Linked DNA regions of Homo sapiens: region 1 is linked to region 2. A link is an interaction called in ENCODE POLR2A ChIA-PET data of the cell type or tissue named here. Cell type or tissue: A673. All regions are shown on one strand. Each heading gives the region's core, and the rest is flanking DNA. Links, peaks and the distances in the headings are about the cores only.

Region 1 (8,226 bases), core at 2,136-7,135, 360 kb before region 2:
TTGGGGGAAAGAAAAACACAGCCAGTGTCTAAATGGTCTTACGGAGTAGAGGCCAAACAAAAATAGTTTTAAAAATATTTTAACTTGTATCTGAGGTTCAGGGGCCCAAGTGTAGGTTTGTTATACAGGTAAACTCATGACTTGAGGGTTTGGTACACAGATAACTTCATCATGCTGGTACCAAGCATAGTATGCGATAGTTGTTGTTGTTTGTTTTTCTTTCCTAAACCTCTCCCTCCTCCCGCCCTCCATCCTCAATTAGGCACCAGTGTGTGTTGTTCCCTTCTTTGTGTCCATGACTTCTCATTATTTAGATCCCACTTATAAGTGAGGGCATGCAGTATTTGGTCTTCTGTTCCTGTATCAGTTTGCTAAGGATAACAGCCTCCGGCTCCATCCGTGTTCCTTCAGAGGACATGATCCCCATGATCTCATTCTTTTTGATGGCTGTACCATATTCCATCATGTATATATACCACATTTTCTTTATCCAGTCTACCATTGATGGGCATTTAGGTTGATTCCACCTCTTTGCTATTGTGAATAGTGCTGCAATTAACATACAGGTGCATGCATCTTTATGGTAGAATGACTTATATTCCCTTGGGTATATATCTAGCAGTAGGATTGCTGGGTCAAACGGTAGTTCCGTTTTTAGTTCTTTGAGGAATCACCACACTGCTCTCCATAACGGTTTAACTAATTTACACTCCCACCAACAGTGTATGAACATTCCTTTTCTCCACAACCTCACCAGCATGTGTTATTTTTTTGACTTTAGTAATAGCCATTCTGACTTGTGTGTATAGTGTCCCATTGTGGTTTTGATTTGCATTTCTCTAATTATTACTGCTATTCAGCTTTTTTTCAAGTAATTTTTAATTCATAAGAACCTACTTATTGTCTTAATAAATGGAATACAGTCACAGTACTAGGTAAAGATTTGTTGAGGCTGCTGACCACGGGCTGCAGGTCAGACAACCTTTGGAGTCATGATTCTAAATGTCAGCCTCACTGGCCACAGGGAGAATGGCGGGGGGCTGCACTGATCCCATCCCACCACACAATGCAGAAACAGGATGCAGAGCAGGTGCTTGTTGTCAATAGCACCATTCGCTTTTCCCTGTAGCAGAGATCCACATAGCTTATCAATCCTAGAGCTTCTTCCCATTGAACCCAGACTCTGCCTTAGAATCTTTGTAAGCCGTGTACTTCTAAGTGTCACCGATTGGCAAATGTCCCATTCCTACCAGATAGAGCTTAACAAGACTGTACTGTAGCAGCAAACAATGGATGAATTCAGGATGGAAACAACCTAAATGACCATCAACTAAAGAAATTCAAATATTAGTTGATACATGTGAATATAAAATACTACGCAGTGGTTAAAAAAATGTGAGTGCTATTTACACCGATAAGAAAAATGCCTCAAAAACATCTCAGTGGTTAAAAAAATGTGAGTGCTATTTACACCGATAAGAAAAATGCTTCAAAAACATCTCATTGTACACAAAGAATAGCTCACAGAAAGTAATGTTTTTTGTTTTAATAAGTGTGTCAGACTTCTTTTTTTTTTTTTTGAGACCAAATTTTGCTCTTATTGCCTAGGCTGGAGTGCAATGGCACAGTACCGGCTCACTGCAACCTCTGTCTCCCGGGCTCAAGCAATTCTCCTGCCTCAGCTTCCCAAGTAGCTGGGATTATAGGCGCACACCACCATGCCTGGCTAATTTTTTTGTATTTTTAGTAAAGACAAGGTTTTACCATGTTGGCCAGGCTGGTCTCGAACTCCTGACCTCAAGTGATCCGCCTGTCTCAGTCTCTCAAAGTGCTGAGATTACAGGCCTGAGCTACCACACCTGGCCAGTAGTATGTCAGACTTACAACCACCAAAGCCAGAAGATAATAAATATGCGTTGTTTTAGAATACCAAATTTGTGACTTCTTTTTACACCAGGAAAATAACACTAACACACCTCCTTTCACATTTTCAGCAATGTCTAGTATTAAATCAAGCTTGTGCAAAGCTGTGACTAACTTCAGGGGCCATCATCACACCATCTCCATCGTTCTCAGAAGAAAAGATTCTTCACTAAAGTTTTGCACTGGAGAGAGGCTGTGTGGATAGAGGCCATAATGGGAACCAACAGGGTCAGTGTCAGGGATCGGATGTGGGAACGAGGTACGTGGGGAGAGGCGTGGGGCTTTCGTGAGATGGAAGTGGCCTAGTGCTCTTTCTGGGCTATCCTAATCAGCTTAGAAGACAAAAAGCCTCCCTTGCAATAACAGGAGATTCAATCATAAAATGATAGCACTCATCCAATAGCCCAGCAGCCCCAAGCCCCACATCAAGTTGGTAGGCTTGGAAATGATATGCCAATACATTGAATAAAACCAGATTGTATCACGTGGAGCTGACCCCTGTGTAGAGGAGTTTAGTTCTGCCCCTGCCCCCACCCACCAGCAAGAAGGAATCCTGTAGGAAAAAAGGACAAAGAAAATGAGCCATTTACTAACTTACTCGCAAATTCCAAGCCACACTCAAAATGTTTTGTCCTGGTCCCTCCCTCATATGCTCTATCCATGCTTTTCATAAACGGATGAGGGTGACGTGTCTACGTCACACCCGTGTCATACTGGAAGGAGCCAATTACCCGCTTCCTTCTTTTTGGTTGGGGTGACAGCAGCTAAATCCTGGGGTGTCTCCCTGCTCCTTGTTTGGCCTCTGAGGTGTTTGATCCCATGCAGCTACTTTCCTGCATTTAAAAATGAATCGGCCAAGACGGGCAGATCATTTGAGGTCAAGAGTTTGAGATCAGCCTGGCCAACACAGTGAAACCTTGCCTCTACCAAAAATGTATTTTAAAAAAATTAGCCAGGTGTGTGTGACTGTAATCCCAGCTACTCAGGAGGCTGAGGCAGGAGAATAGTTTGAACCTGGGAGGTGGAGGTTGCAATGAGTGACACAGCGAGATTCCGTCTTAAAAAAAAAATGCTCTAAATGCAAAAGTGTTTTTTTTTCTCCTGGTTAGACGTTAGAACTTAATACAATAATCAGCTAGTGTTGTTACTGTTGCCTTGGGTATTGTTTTCCTTAGTTTTCATTTGGTGGGCAAGCATTTTAAGCCATTACTTTATTTAGAACTAGACTAGAATTAATTTTCAGGGATCTCTCCAAGTCTTGCTCCATAATGAAAATGTATGTAGGAGCCACTTAAAGAGACCATTTCGATCTTCCTCTAAAACAGGGAGCAGGAACTACCTTCAAAGACTATTCTTCAGCATGTTTATGGAATTTGGAGACAACCAACACAAATGATGTTTCAAAAATCTTACCAAGCCTGGCTATTCTGAAGTTTAATAAGCAGCCTTAGTCTTTTGGCATCATTCCAGAGGCAATTCTCATAGTGAACCAAGAGGTCAGCAATAGCACAGGCCACCACCCAATCTAGCAACCTCCAGGCACTGTAATGAATCTTTCTGCACTTCAATGCTGTAGCGTGACACCTTTGTAGGACCAATTAACCCAACAGGGAGACTCTGAAAACACACAGTGATGCGTCGTCCTCCCTCCACCCAAGAGACTTGACATCACCACGAGAAAGGGGGAGATGTGGGGGCACGGATGTAAGGTGGCCAATGAGGACTTCATTTGGGCGCAAAACCAGCCAGGAGCTCCCCCAGGGCAGGCTCAGTCCTTACGCCTGCCAGCCCCTGCTCCCAGAGCTCGGCTAGTCACATGCCATTTAAGGAAATTCAGGAGTGAGGGCCAGAAGTGCTCCTGACTGTGCAAAATGCTGGCTACAACAGGTAGACACACAGATGATCACACTGATTGGCATCCTGACCTCACTGCAAATGCCGCTGTGTCCTCCCATCCTGGAACACAGTGCCTGGGCCGCTCCATCTCCTGAGGATTGCAGGAACTTCCCCTTTCCTCCTCTGTGCTCCTCCTCCTCCATGCAACTCAATTCTTAGGAATCACAAACCAATAAGCCCCCAGAACACTAAGAACTCTGAATGAGAGCCCACCTCTGTGAATTAGATCATGGGATAGCATTGCAAAAACATATCATGACTATCACAGGAGGGTTGAGTGTTTGTGACAGAGGTCTCTTCCACAAGGAGTTTCTCCTGGGTCAAGTCCCCAGATACTCAACGCTAACTGAATAATAGCTCCCTCTAACTCTGTCCCCCATATACTGGACATTCTCCTGGCAATTTTACCTGTGTAAACAGAGGACAAAACTGCATTTGTGGCCAAGGGACCAATATACAACACCTGCTAAAGTCCAAACGATGTGCTGGACCACAAGGAGAGCCCCTACTCTGGTTGAGGGTACAAAATGATATGAGTTAGAAATTAATAGGAAAGCTTGGGAAGGGGATGGACTACAGAGAATTCCAGGTGCCCTGTGCATTCCAGGCCCCAGGGTGGAGGGAAAGGGAAGTGTGTCTTCTCTCTCCTCAGCTCAGGAAAAAAGAATTTCAGGAGGACTACCTGGAAACCCCAATATGTGTTCCCTGCAGTGGGAGACACACTGAACCAGGGCCTGACTCACTCTGGGGGGATCTGACGGGTGAGGAGTTCAGCTCCTCTGAGAGCTGAGAGATGATAGTTGCTGCTGCACATGGAGAGGCTAGAACATCAAACAATAAGTCAGTGGAGCCTGGCTGATGTCACGTGAAAAAATTCCCAGAAAGGTGACCTCAAACAGAGACGATATTGGAAGTAGACTTTGGGGTGCCCAGCAGCTAAACAGGGAAGACGATGTGGTCACACAGTTTTGGGGCCACATGAGTGGAAGATCATCAGTCATGGAAGGGGAATTGAGGTTTGCCAAGGAACCCATGAAAGCATCCCTTAAAAAATAATAAAAAAAAAAATGCCAGGCTCGGTGGCTCACGCCTGTAATCCCAGCACTTTGGGAGGCTGAGGCAGGCAGATCACTGAGGTCAGGAGTTTGAGACCAGCCTGGCCAACATAGTGAAACCCCATCTCTTCTAAAAATACAAAAATCAGCTGGACGTAGTGGCAGGTGCCTGTAATTCCAGCCACTCAGGAAGCTGAGACAGGAGAATCGCTTGAACCTGGGAGGCGGAGGTTTCAGTGAGCTGAGATCGCACCACTGCAATCTAGCCTGGGCAACAAAGAGTGAAACTCTGTCTAAATAAATAAATAAATAAATAAAATAAAATAAAATAAAATAAAATAAAATAAAATAAAATAAAAATAAAAAAGACAGTACCCCACCCAGTGCCTCCCAGGCCAGGGAGCACACAGATGCCAGCTGACACCTGTGTTTGTGACCTCATCTTTCCTGTCCCTCCCAACATCTCTTCCCCTTCCTCTGTGTCTGCTCTGCAAACTCAGAACCCTCAGTCTCCAAGCCAGGAGAGAAAACTTTGAGGCCAATGATGAGGGGCAAAAAGAAAGACTTACCGTGCCTACTTCTACCAAAAGAGTTTCAGCTGGGAGAAGAGAAGAATGCTGTCCTTTGATTGTAGCTCAGAATTGGGATTAGTGAATCATTTTTAAATTGAGGCTGTGTTTTGTCATAAAAAGTCATGGATCTGCCTATTTTCATCCACAGGCAAGAAAATATTATCCCAATTGAGCAAATTAAAGGGAAAATAGAAATCTAAGTAAATCTCACTTTTGTGACTCCACCCTTGGGGCCCCCTCTGAAACCTCTAAGGAAAGGTCCTCCCTTGCCTTGTCCAGCTGCTGGGGCTCCAGGTGTTTCCCGGCTCCTAGAATCGTCACTCCCATCTCTGCCTCCATTGTCACTTGGACTTCTTTTTTCTGTGTGTCTTTTTTTTTTTTTTTTTGACAGAGTTTCGCTCTTGTTGCCCAGGCTGTAGTGCAATGGTGCAGTCTTGGCTCACCACAACCTCCGCCTCCCGGGTTCAAGAGATTCTCCTACCTCAGCCTCCCAAGTAGCTGGGATTACAGGCATGTGCTATCACGCCCAGCTAATTTTGTATTTTTAGTAGAGACATCGTTTCTCCATTTTGGTCAGGCTGGTCTAGAACTCCTGACCTCAGGTGATCCGCCCGCCTCAGCCTCCCAAAGTGCTGGGATTACAAGCATGAGCCACCACACCTGGCCTTTTCTGTATGTCTCTATATGTTCTCTCCTCTTCTTATTAGGGTGCCAGTCATTGAATTTAGGAATCACCCTAAAGCCAGGATAATTTCATCTCAAGACCCTGAACTAATTACATTAGCAAAGAAGCTATTTCCAAAGAAAGTCATATTTGTATTTCCAGATTGATTTGAATTGGGGGAAGTTACCATTAACATCCTATGAATGAGTAACACATACTCTTAATGATCCCATTAGGGTAATTTAGGTTTGTACCCCATTCTTTCGTTTCAGCTTTGGAAGACAAACCAAGACAGAGGAAATCTGAACATTTTCTAGGTGTGACGAAAGGAATTTAAGCGCGAGACATCCCATGGGTTTATCATTCCTGTGACTGACCAGCACCTACATTTTAGATGCTGGGGCCTGATCCATCACTCTGTTCTCAGATGTAGCTCCTAAGCCTGGTCGTGAATGAAGCTTCAGCCAAGCTCAAGGGAAGAAATCTGGTCATTTTCAGGCCCATGAAGCAGAAACACACGTGGTTATATGGACTCTGGGGCCCTTTCGCCCTCTGCTGGTGGGTGCCCAATGAAGCTATTTAACTGTATTTGCATTTGCAGCATTTCCAGTCCTCAAGAGGTCAGGAGATTCTCAGAGACAAGCTGATTGCCCAGAAGCAGTTTGCTAGGTTTAGGAAGTTGCTGCATCTGCCATATGCCACGATATATTCCGATGAACCCATCTTTACTAACTAGAGAATTCAGTCTTGATGTACAGGCAAATTGAGGACATAGAAAACAAGGGGTCTAGGGGAACCAGTTCAGTAACCCCTACAAAGAAAGAAGGATTTAAATAGAAGAACTTAATAGTTTCCAGGGAGCTCTCACGATGCAATCAGTAAATTGAGCATTACCGAAGTGTATTTTTCCTGTTTAAACAACTTGCATTAGGCACATGGGAAAGGGCAAAGTATAAAAATGTAATGTTCTTTTTAATAGTAAAAAATGAAAAAAAATTGTTGTGAAAATGAAAGAAAAAATATTGTAACATCTGCTTTTTAAAGCAAACACCTCTTACCATTTTAAAAAGGACAGTGCCCGCAGGTCGTCTGCCTGATGAAAATGCTAGAAAACCAGCTCACTCCCCAGGTTCGTCACCTGCCAGGTAACTTCCTGAGCCCAAATGAAGCCACTGCTGCTGTCAAGTCGTAAGTCAACCAGCACCATCTCGTGGAATGAGCCAATTGCTCTGTAGAACAATGTCAGGGGCCCCTAAGACTACCCCTATGTTCAGAGATTCACTGGAAGCATGCATGAGACCCAATATAGAGAGGTTCTCCCAGCTAAGAAATATTACAGAGATGCAGGAAGGACGCACAGTGAGATCGTAAGGAAACAAGATGCAGTCTGTAGGCAACCACGTGAAGGCTTCCTATGCTCCTTCTCCCAAGAGGGTCACATAGAAACGTTGTTTCCTAGAAACAAAAGTGCTGAAATATGCATGTAATGGTTCTGCCCAGGGAAGCCCCTTAGAGACTCAGAATGAGCTCACTGGTTGCATCGGATTCTGGTCACATTATCTGCCTCGAATGTACCAAAATTCCAGACTCCCAGAAGGAAAGCAGGTTTTCAGCATAAACAACACTGTGCAGACATTTAGGCACAGAAAACCCCTCATATCAGTTAGGGAACCCTCTTAAAATCCTAGTTTCCAGATGATAGCCAAAGGTTTACCTTGCACACAAGGCTTTCTGAAGGTAGTGGTCTTAGGCCTGTGATGTGAATGTGGTTCTTCAAGACACAAACACGAACATGTTAAAGAGGCAATTTAAAACCCAGCATGAAACAGCATGAAATGCATTTCCACATTGCTGCATTCTAACAAGAATAATTATCAACAAACTGCAGAAGAATGTAACTAAATCCTACTTCATGGGTTTCTCCTTCGGGGTGAGCTATGTAGTTCATAGTTTTGTGGAAAATAGACTCTGCTCTATTAAATGAGGGACTTACACAACATTTCGTGTTGGAGTCACAATGCACAGCTCTCTTCCCTGTTTCTGAACACACATATATACTAACATGCAAGAACCACACATGCCCTTGTGCTACGTTATGGAGTGTTGCCATCCGTTG
Region 2 (8,226 bases), core at 2,227-7,226:
ATGGCCCAGCAATTCCACTCCTAGGTGGGTACCCAAAAAAATGAAAAACAGGGTTTCAAACAAAAACTCCTATGGCCCATCCGTCTTGCAGCTGACTTCCTCTCTTTTGAGTAAGGGATTGTTCCTGGGACCCTGGGTGCTGTAGAATCCTTGAGAAAATACTGGTAGTCCCAACTGCATTTGCCTAGTTTCTTTCCCTAGTTTTCTGTGTTAATGATGCTCTCACAAATATCACAAATATCATTGTGCCTATATGTTTTGTTACTTTTTATTTTGTTTGTTTTTGGGTTTTTTTGGTTGCTGTTTGTTTGTTTGTTTGTTTTTGCCAGGCTCTCAGTGGTGGGGCTGGGGAAGCCCAGGAGAAGGGGACTGAGCTGTGTGCGTGATAGAGCGAGATATCCTGCAATGAGAAGCTGCAGGGTCTGGATGCACAAGTGAGCAGGGCTAGAGTGTGATCATCTATCACGATCCAGGGACTGGCAGAGAAAACAGGTCCAGTGCTTTAGAGGATGGGCAGCTGCTGTAGCCTTTTCTGCTTAATGGGCAGGAAAATATAAACTCAAGAAACAATGGGCAGAGAAAAGCCCCAGAGGGTGAATGAATGTGTTCTTCTTCACTGAGTACAGTAAATCAGGATTTAAGATGCAAACCAGGCCATTGTGGGAACCCAAGATCAAATGCATTGTTTCATTAGACAAGATACGAGTGTCAAAAGACTTTCCTGTACACTTGAGCGATTTCATTCAGCACCCATTAAATAAAGACAAAGTTGGCTGAGAGGGTAGATGACAATAGTGACCACCTCAATCAATAGTAATTAAATGGTCTTTGATTTACTAATCTTTTTCTCATGTACCTAAAATCTAATTTCATTGGGAAAACTAAGTTAAAACTACTTTAATTCTACCTAAATAAACTAAACTAAAAGACAAATGCATTTATAGATAAAATGTAAGTCCTGGGGGAAAAAGAATAACAGTTATTTATTTTAGAAAGTTCCCTGCTTATTTCTGAGTGTTGAGTGGGAAAACATACCAAAGCTTAGGCATACAAAACCTGCTTTAGGATTAAAAGTTTCCTTGAAAATGTTCAGAATTTTATTCTTAACCATTAATTATGTAACAAGAGCAAAGTCAATTTAATCTCTTTAAGCAGCATAGAATAAGATCATTGCCAATGCCATGAGGAACCTTCCAGAGCAGTTCTGCCCCTTTGGAGGAAGCCAAGAAGGACCCAATCCATCATCACAGAGGCACATGGACTGAGGGCGTATAAGGGAGATTGGGCAAGGTTAGAACTTGCAAGTCCTTGTGGTCTATGGTGGGGAACTTGAGGTTGGCTCTGTATTGTGCGATATGTCATTGGAGAGTTCCCAGCATGGAAGCAATATGACTGGTTACTCCAGGCCTCAGTTTCCCCATCTGTAAAATAAAAGACTACGGTGAACTGTATTCATTACTTTCCATCTCTAACATCTGTAATTTCAGGGAGGAGGATGAACTGAATAAGAGCAACATAAAGAGAAAGTAACAGGCTTCATGAATCCAGAACTAAGTTTGCAGAATTGCAAAGAAAGGTGTGTGTGTGTGTGTACACATATACATATGCACATATACATATATACACATATGCACATACATGCATACATACATATTTGTCTCAGTAAGAACCTGCTTATTAAAATGTTTGTGCCTTTCAGAGGGTGAAGGGTTGGCAGAGGGAGGGGATCAGGAAAAATAACTAATGGGTACTAGGCTTAATACCTGGGCAATAAAATAATCTGTACAACAGACACCCATGACACAAGTTTACCTATGGAACAAACCTGCACTTGTACCCTGAACTTAAAAATAAAAAATAAAATGCTTGTGTAATAAATAAGAAACCATTAGCACATGCGCAAATCGCAAATAGCTTGGAATGTTCAGAAAATCTTAAGTTCAGAGAAAGGCACTGAAAGAAAGTAGTTACACTTCTCATATGGCCCTAAATCAGTAAATGTCAATTATTTTAGCCCCAGGACCCCTTTATACTGTTACATATTATTAATAACTCTAAAGGACTTTTATTTATTGAGGGTCCTATCCATCAATATTTATTATATTAGAAATTAAAACAGAAATGCCTTTGATGCCTGTTTTTAAAAATACTAAATACATTACATGGTAATATAAACAGCCTATTTTTATAGAAATAACTTATTCCAAAAAAGTGAGGGAGGAGAATGGAAGTATTTTGCATGTTTACTAATCTCTTCTTTGTACAACTTAATAGGAAACAGCTGTGTGTGTGTTCATTCTGTTGCAGTATCTTGTAGCCTCTGAGAAACTCCACTGCACACTCATGGGAGAAAGAGTAAAAGAGCAAATAGCATCATGGTGTGATTACTAAGAAGGTAGTTTCTGGCAATCATCAGGGATAGAGTATCAGCTTGGCGTCTTTAGTTCCAGAGTTATTGTGCCTTGCAAATTTCTTAACTTTCTATTCTAATTAAATTAACAAAACATGTTCAAAAATTTATCAGGATCACACGTTCAAATGTCTACAGAGGCCAGGGAGGAGGATTGCCCGAGTCCAGGAGCTCAAGATCAGCCTGAGTAACACAGGGAGACCCTGTCTCTACTAAAATCATTAAAATATTATCCAGGTGGGGTGGCATGCACCTGTGGTCGCAGCTACTCAGGAGGCTGAGGGGGATCAGCTTGAGCCTGGGAGGTCGAGGCTACAGTGAGCTGTGATTGCACCACTGCACTCCAGCTTGGGTGACAGCGGGATATCCTTTCTAAAAAAAAAAAAAAAAATCAACACCACAAGTGTCTACAATCACTCAGTAGATAACACACATGAGTGAAAGTACACAGTGCAGCAACATGGACCTCTAAGTAGGGGACACTGGTGAACTTGAACATTCATGCCGCCGAAAGGATGCCTGTTACTCAGCTCCCGTACATGTGCCCATGGGATATGTGAACTCAGTATTGCCTGTATTCCAGTATTTCAAAAGAAGCCGTGCATTTTTGAGTGTCTGTCTGTGTGTGTGGGCTTAGTATCTCTTATTTTTCATAAGTGAGAACAATGGGATAAAAATCATCAAATGATGATTTTTTTGCCTCCTAGGCTAAAGAGCATACATGTATTAATCGTTTGCCTCTTTTGTCTTTTTCTAATTGCAAAAGTAACCCATCTTTGTTGAGCCAAGGAATGGAGTCCCAAAGGCTGCGGGCAACATCTGCTCTCTACAGAGCTCTTCTCTGTGCTGATGCTTCAAAAGCCCACAGTAAGACACTACTGTGTTCTCTTTGTAAAGACCTGGAGTTATTTCTCAAACGTCTTTGTAGACAGCTGATGAAGTACAAAACAAACCCAGGCCTATTTGGAAGTAAGCAGGAATTAGCATATCAGCAGCTGTGGCATCTCTTCAGACACATAGCAACAGGGATGTCTGCTGAAAAAACCAAGGTAGAGAAAAGACCTTTGCAGAATCGTGAGTTCACTTCCAGCAGGCTAGAGCGGAAAAGAGGCCGTTGCTTCTCGTAGAAGTACTTTTGAGGAAGGAGAAATGGTGGTGGTTTTAATTAAAATAGAATCTTTGCTTATGGTTAAAAAACATGACACTGAGGTATTTTAAAAAGTTTTCCCTGCGAGGGAGGAACGTTTCTTCACTTTAATATTTTCTTTTTTTCCCTTGCTGCTCTAAGATAACTGTGCATTTTCACAGTCATATGTAGATTAGGATTAGTAAAAGCATCCTGTATTTTTTAAGGTCATCAGAATATAAGCCCAAACAAGAAGGGAAAATGTGAGAATTATTTTTTTTTTTCAGGGCTTTAATCCCAGCATTGGGAGCCCACTGAGGTGGTGTTTTAGAAACTCAGGGAGGACTGACCTCAGTGCCCATAATTAGAAATGAAATGCCACATTGCTGACTCTGTAGAGAAGCAAAGGATGCAATTATTTACACACCTAGGACAGATGTGTTTTCTCCTCTCAGCAGGCCAGGGAGAAATTCCCTGCAGAAAGATTTTTATCAATCAAAATTGTATGCCAGTCATGGATACAATGAAGATGGTAAGAGCAATATCTTTTTCTCTCTCTCTGAGTCTCGCTTTCTCTCCCTTCCATGTCCTGTTACAATTATTTCCCAACAGATAATCTTGTTACACGTTTCAGATCTCTGAGTCTTGCAGCCTGTTATTAAGGTTTCACAATGCTCAAGCTAACATTAAGTAATGGAGACTCAGAGAGCTGAGCTCCAAGATGGAGGAGCAGAACTGGACACTGCCAACAAGGCTTTGCTCTTACTATCAGCTTCCATGGAGTCAGACATAGGATGTCACTGGAGCCAAGAAAGGTCAAGACAGAGACCTGTAGCAGAGCACTCCAGGGAGCAGCCAAGGCCCTGGGGTGAGTGCGTAGAGGCAGGAGACGAGGAGGAAAATGAGATGAAGGCAAAGGTGCACATTGTGGAACATTTGGAAATCACAGATAAGGAGAAGGAAGAAAATAAAAACTGCCAGCTGTTCTAACAGTCAGAGACAGCCTCTGTTACGATTTGGATTCAAATCTTCTAGTCTTTTACTCTTTGCATTTTGGAGTCAAGAAAATAATTCTGTTGTAAACAATAGTTGATAACATGTTTGTTTTTTAATATCATGCATATCTTTTTCTATTAGTATTTTTCAGCAGTACCTTCTTTTTAGTGGCTGGCTAATATTACATTATATAAATGAGCTATGTTTTATATACACCAGGAACCATGAACTTAAATACTTCAATATCCAGACAGGTGATGGAAATGATTGAAGTAATGATTAAGTGTATATCAATAGAGTGATGGGTACTGGAATAAACAGGAAAATGCTTACACAGTCTAAGGAAAGCAGTTCATATTTTACCGTGGCCAATTTCTGTCATGTTAAGATGCAGTGTTTATGGATGTTCTGGTGTTTTGAGGCAAACCAACATTCCAGGATTTATTTTAAAAGCATATTTATAAATATTGGCAAGTAAATGAACTTTTAAAAAAAATCACTGAGTTGGCCACAGAAAAAATACCTCTAGGCTGTATTGTCCTCCTAGCTTCCAGTTTGCAACCTTGTATGCATTTAACTCAAATTTGACTCATTCATGAATTTTAGACATTTAGTTTGTTCCCAATTTTTATTTTAAGCAATGTAAAAAGAACCAAAATATGTGAATAAAATCTTAGGGTTAATATCGCAAATATAAGACAGCTAGATTAAAGGTTATATATTGTTCAAGTTTTTGAAACATATTGCAAAAGTGCCTTAGGAAAAGTTTCACTAATATACAATCTCCCCATGTTATGGTTTGGCTGTGTCCCCACCCAAATCTCATCTTGAATTGTATCTCCCATAATCCCCATGTGTCATGGGAGGGACCCAGTGCAAGGTAATTGATTAATGAGGGTGGGTTTTTCCCATGCTATTCCTGTAATAGTGAATAAGTCTCATGAGATCTGATGGTTTCATACATGGCAGTTCCCCTACACAGATTCTCTTGCCTGCTGCCATGTAGGACATGCCTTTGCTCCTCCTTTGCCTTGCACCATGATTGTGAATCTTCCCCAGCTATGTGGAACTGTGAGTCAATTAAACCTCTTTCCTTTATAAATTACTCAGTCTCGTGTATGTCTTTATTAGTGACATGAGAAAAGACTAATGCACCCCAGCAGTTTGTACTAATATCCAATGTACTTTTCAAGCTTGGATTATTAATATTCTGTGTGTAAAATTATATATCTAATTTAAAATATTATGAGTATAAATGTACCTGTAATGTGTTTTGTTATTGAAAATGTTGAGGTTTATTTTTCAGTTCTATTTCTTCTTTGGTAAAGAAGAAATACCTACTCACATTTTAAATTTTGTTTTGTTTGTTTCTTTTTTATTTCTAAGAGTTCTTTATATATTTAGGATATTATTGAAGGATTGCCATTCCACACCATATTTGAAAACATCTAAAATCCCATCTTAACACAGATTTAATATTTAACCATATGCACAAACTATTTCTCAAAATGATTTTCTTTTTATTGAAAATGTTCCAAGATTTGAAACACATGACATTTTATTCAAAAATTAAAGCCTGCAATTTGAGAATCAGGCCATCTGTAGATGATCAGAGATGCTCTTACATACAACATTGCTACTTGTGCAAAGTGAATATATCTCATTTCAGTGATAAGAAAAAACAAGGTCAGAGGGATAAAAAGGAAGCATGAGGAAAATAAAAAATCAGATTAAAATCTTACTTTCCCCAGGGAACAACTGAGCCTTCCTCACTTTGAAATTAGTGCGTGGAGCCCGATGACGTCATACACATGTCTGGTTTGGGGTGCCTGTCACTGAAGAGCTGTTGCTAAGTCATCTAAGAGTTTTGGGTAAATTCTTCCATCAGGACTCTGTCTGTGAGAGTTCATGATTCAGCCTCCTCGACTTCCCTGTACTTAATTAACACCTCTGGATCCCCGTGTGATTTCTGAAGGCAAGGTCCAAACACTCCCAGGCTCCCAGGCTCCCAGGCTCGGTGCATCTCATGCCTTGACTACCCAGGCTCTTTCTTATAGGAATTCACTCTCTATCTTTAGAAAAAACCCTTCCCAAACTTTAATTCAGACCCTCTTCCAAAGTGGAACCTGCAACACCAGGTATCATGGCACCACTCACTTTCATTTATTTCCTGTGCATTGGTGTTGATGTATAATATCATTATCACAAGGAGGGGATCTTTTAAGCAAGGCTGATGTAGACGTAACTACTCATCCTGAGATATCTTCACCCACCAGGTTAGACTCAACTAACATACTTGGATCCCGTAATTTTTGTCCTTAGAAGGATGTAGTCTCCCCAGTATTGCTTCTTTATTTTCTTGCCTGTATTTTCATACCATTTCTTACTAAGATGTCTTCCCCTAAACCTACTAATTTAATACAACCTATTTAAAATTATACTAGGATTCTTATATTACCACATACTAATGCCTCTAAAGCCCTTCAAACAAATAAAACATTTACTAATAACCTACCTTCACTAAGTAGATTTCCCTTCTGGTCTATATTATCCAACTTTGTACACCACCATTTCTCCATTTTACACTTAAGCAATATCCAACTAAATTTGATGTAGAAAGAATTGAGATCAACCTGTGAAACACAGAAAGGGCCATGCATGCATCTGAGGTTTCTGTGCCATGCTGTTTCATAGTTTTACTCCTTTGCTCACAGATTTCCTCTTTTTGGAAAATCTCTATATTTTCTGCCTGACATTCTTCATAATCTAACTTGGTTCTCATTGTTTCTGGAAGCTTTATCTGAACTCCAAGCTGAGCTAGGTACCCCCTTTCTAAGTCTGCATAGTACCCTTTATATAAACCTAATGTATGCGTCTGTCAATTTTTAGTTTCTGAATATTTTTTATGTAAACTATAAGCGTGCGGAAAGGTGTTGGGTGTCATGTATCCTTTATCTCCGTGTCCATCAAAGCCCATGGAACATAATAAATCTTGGGACTAAACCAAGGGGATTCATTAGGATCATTTTTGAAAGCTCCTTCAGCTCTGATATTTTATTCTACCTATCGGGTAAATGACCAGAGAAGGAACTATTATTCTTAGTTTAAGTTGTATATAATGTCAGGCTTCTGGCTCAAGCTTTATTCACAGTATAGTCAATAGAATCTTCTTATGATTTATTGAATCTGCTTAGCTCATGTGAACTTAATTCATCACTATAAGCCCAGAGAGCTCCGACCTTCCATCAGATTTGGGAATTGTGCCACCGTGGATGTATTGTTACTATTTTAGAATCTAATAACAAACATTTCTGCCTCCTATACAGTAGCCTCGGGCTGAAACAGAGGAACTCTATTTCTGGATTTTGTTGCCTGGAAAAACAGCCATTTCTATATTACTGGTTTGGGCTTTTGAGAACGAATTGGAAAGACATATTTTGGATTAGTCAGGGGGTTTATCACCAACTACCAATACACACTAAATTCATAGTAGTACCTGTAGCTTGGTTCTGGCAAATTTGTTCTGCCTTGTAACTGCAGATGTGGAGCAAGTGGCTTCTGGGTCTTTGTAGCAAGGGAAAAGAGAGAGAGATAAAAAAGTACATCAGCTTTTAAATACCTCATTCCAGAAGTGATAGGCATCACTTGCTTTCCCAGAGTGAGTCACATGACCCCCAGTTTAGCTGTGGGTGAA

Evidence for each region. ChIA-PET counts read pairs that join two places held together with the same protein. Peaks named below come from ENCODE experiments on the same cell type or tissue, not always from the same donor. Only the 100,000 strongest peaks of a DNase experiment are listed, where the experiment ranks them.
Region 1: POLR2A ChIA-PET joins it to region 2 with 5 read pairs; 1 of 35 experiments calls an interaction of 5 or more read pairs at or near these places.

What each region holds. Positions count from the first base shown.
Region 1 is chr12:126,782,954-126,791,179 of GRCh38, reverse strand. No RefSeq gene overlaps it. Among named protein-coding and RNA genes, the nearest start is that of LINC00944, 15 kb to the right of the region's middle. In A673, for the core only: a CTCF peak has its summit at 6,665 (motif pointing left); a DNase peak (open chromatin) is centred at 6,659.
Region 2 is chr12:126,427,070-126,435,295 of GRCh38, reverse strand. All of the region lies in intron 2 of LINC02825 (long intergenic non-protein coding RNA 2825), which reads left to right. LINC02350 (long intergenic non-protein coding RNA 2350) reads right to left here. Exons shown (of 3, transcript NR_146291.1): 2 at 8,029-8,096; 3 at 1,069-1,421. Among named protein-coding and RNA genes, the nearest start is that of LINC02350, 5.0 kb to the right of the region's middle. In A673, for the core only: no CTCF peak of the experiment used is centred there; DNase peaks (open chromatin) are centred at 2,295 and 4,165; H3K27ac peaks cover 983 bases.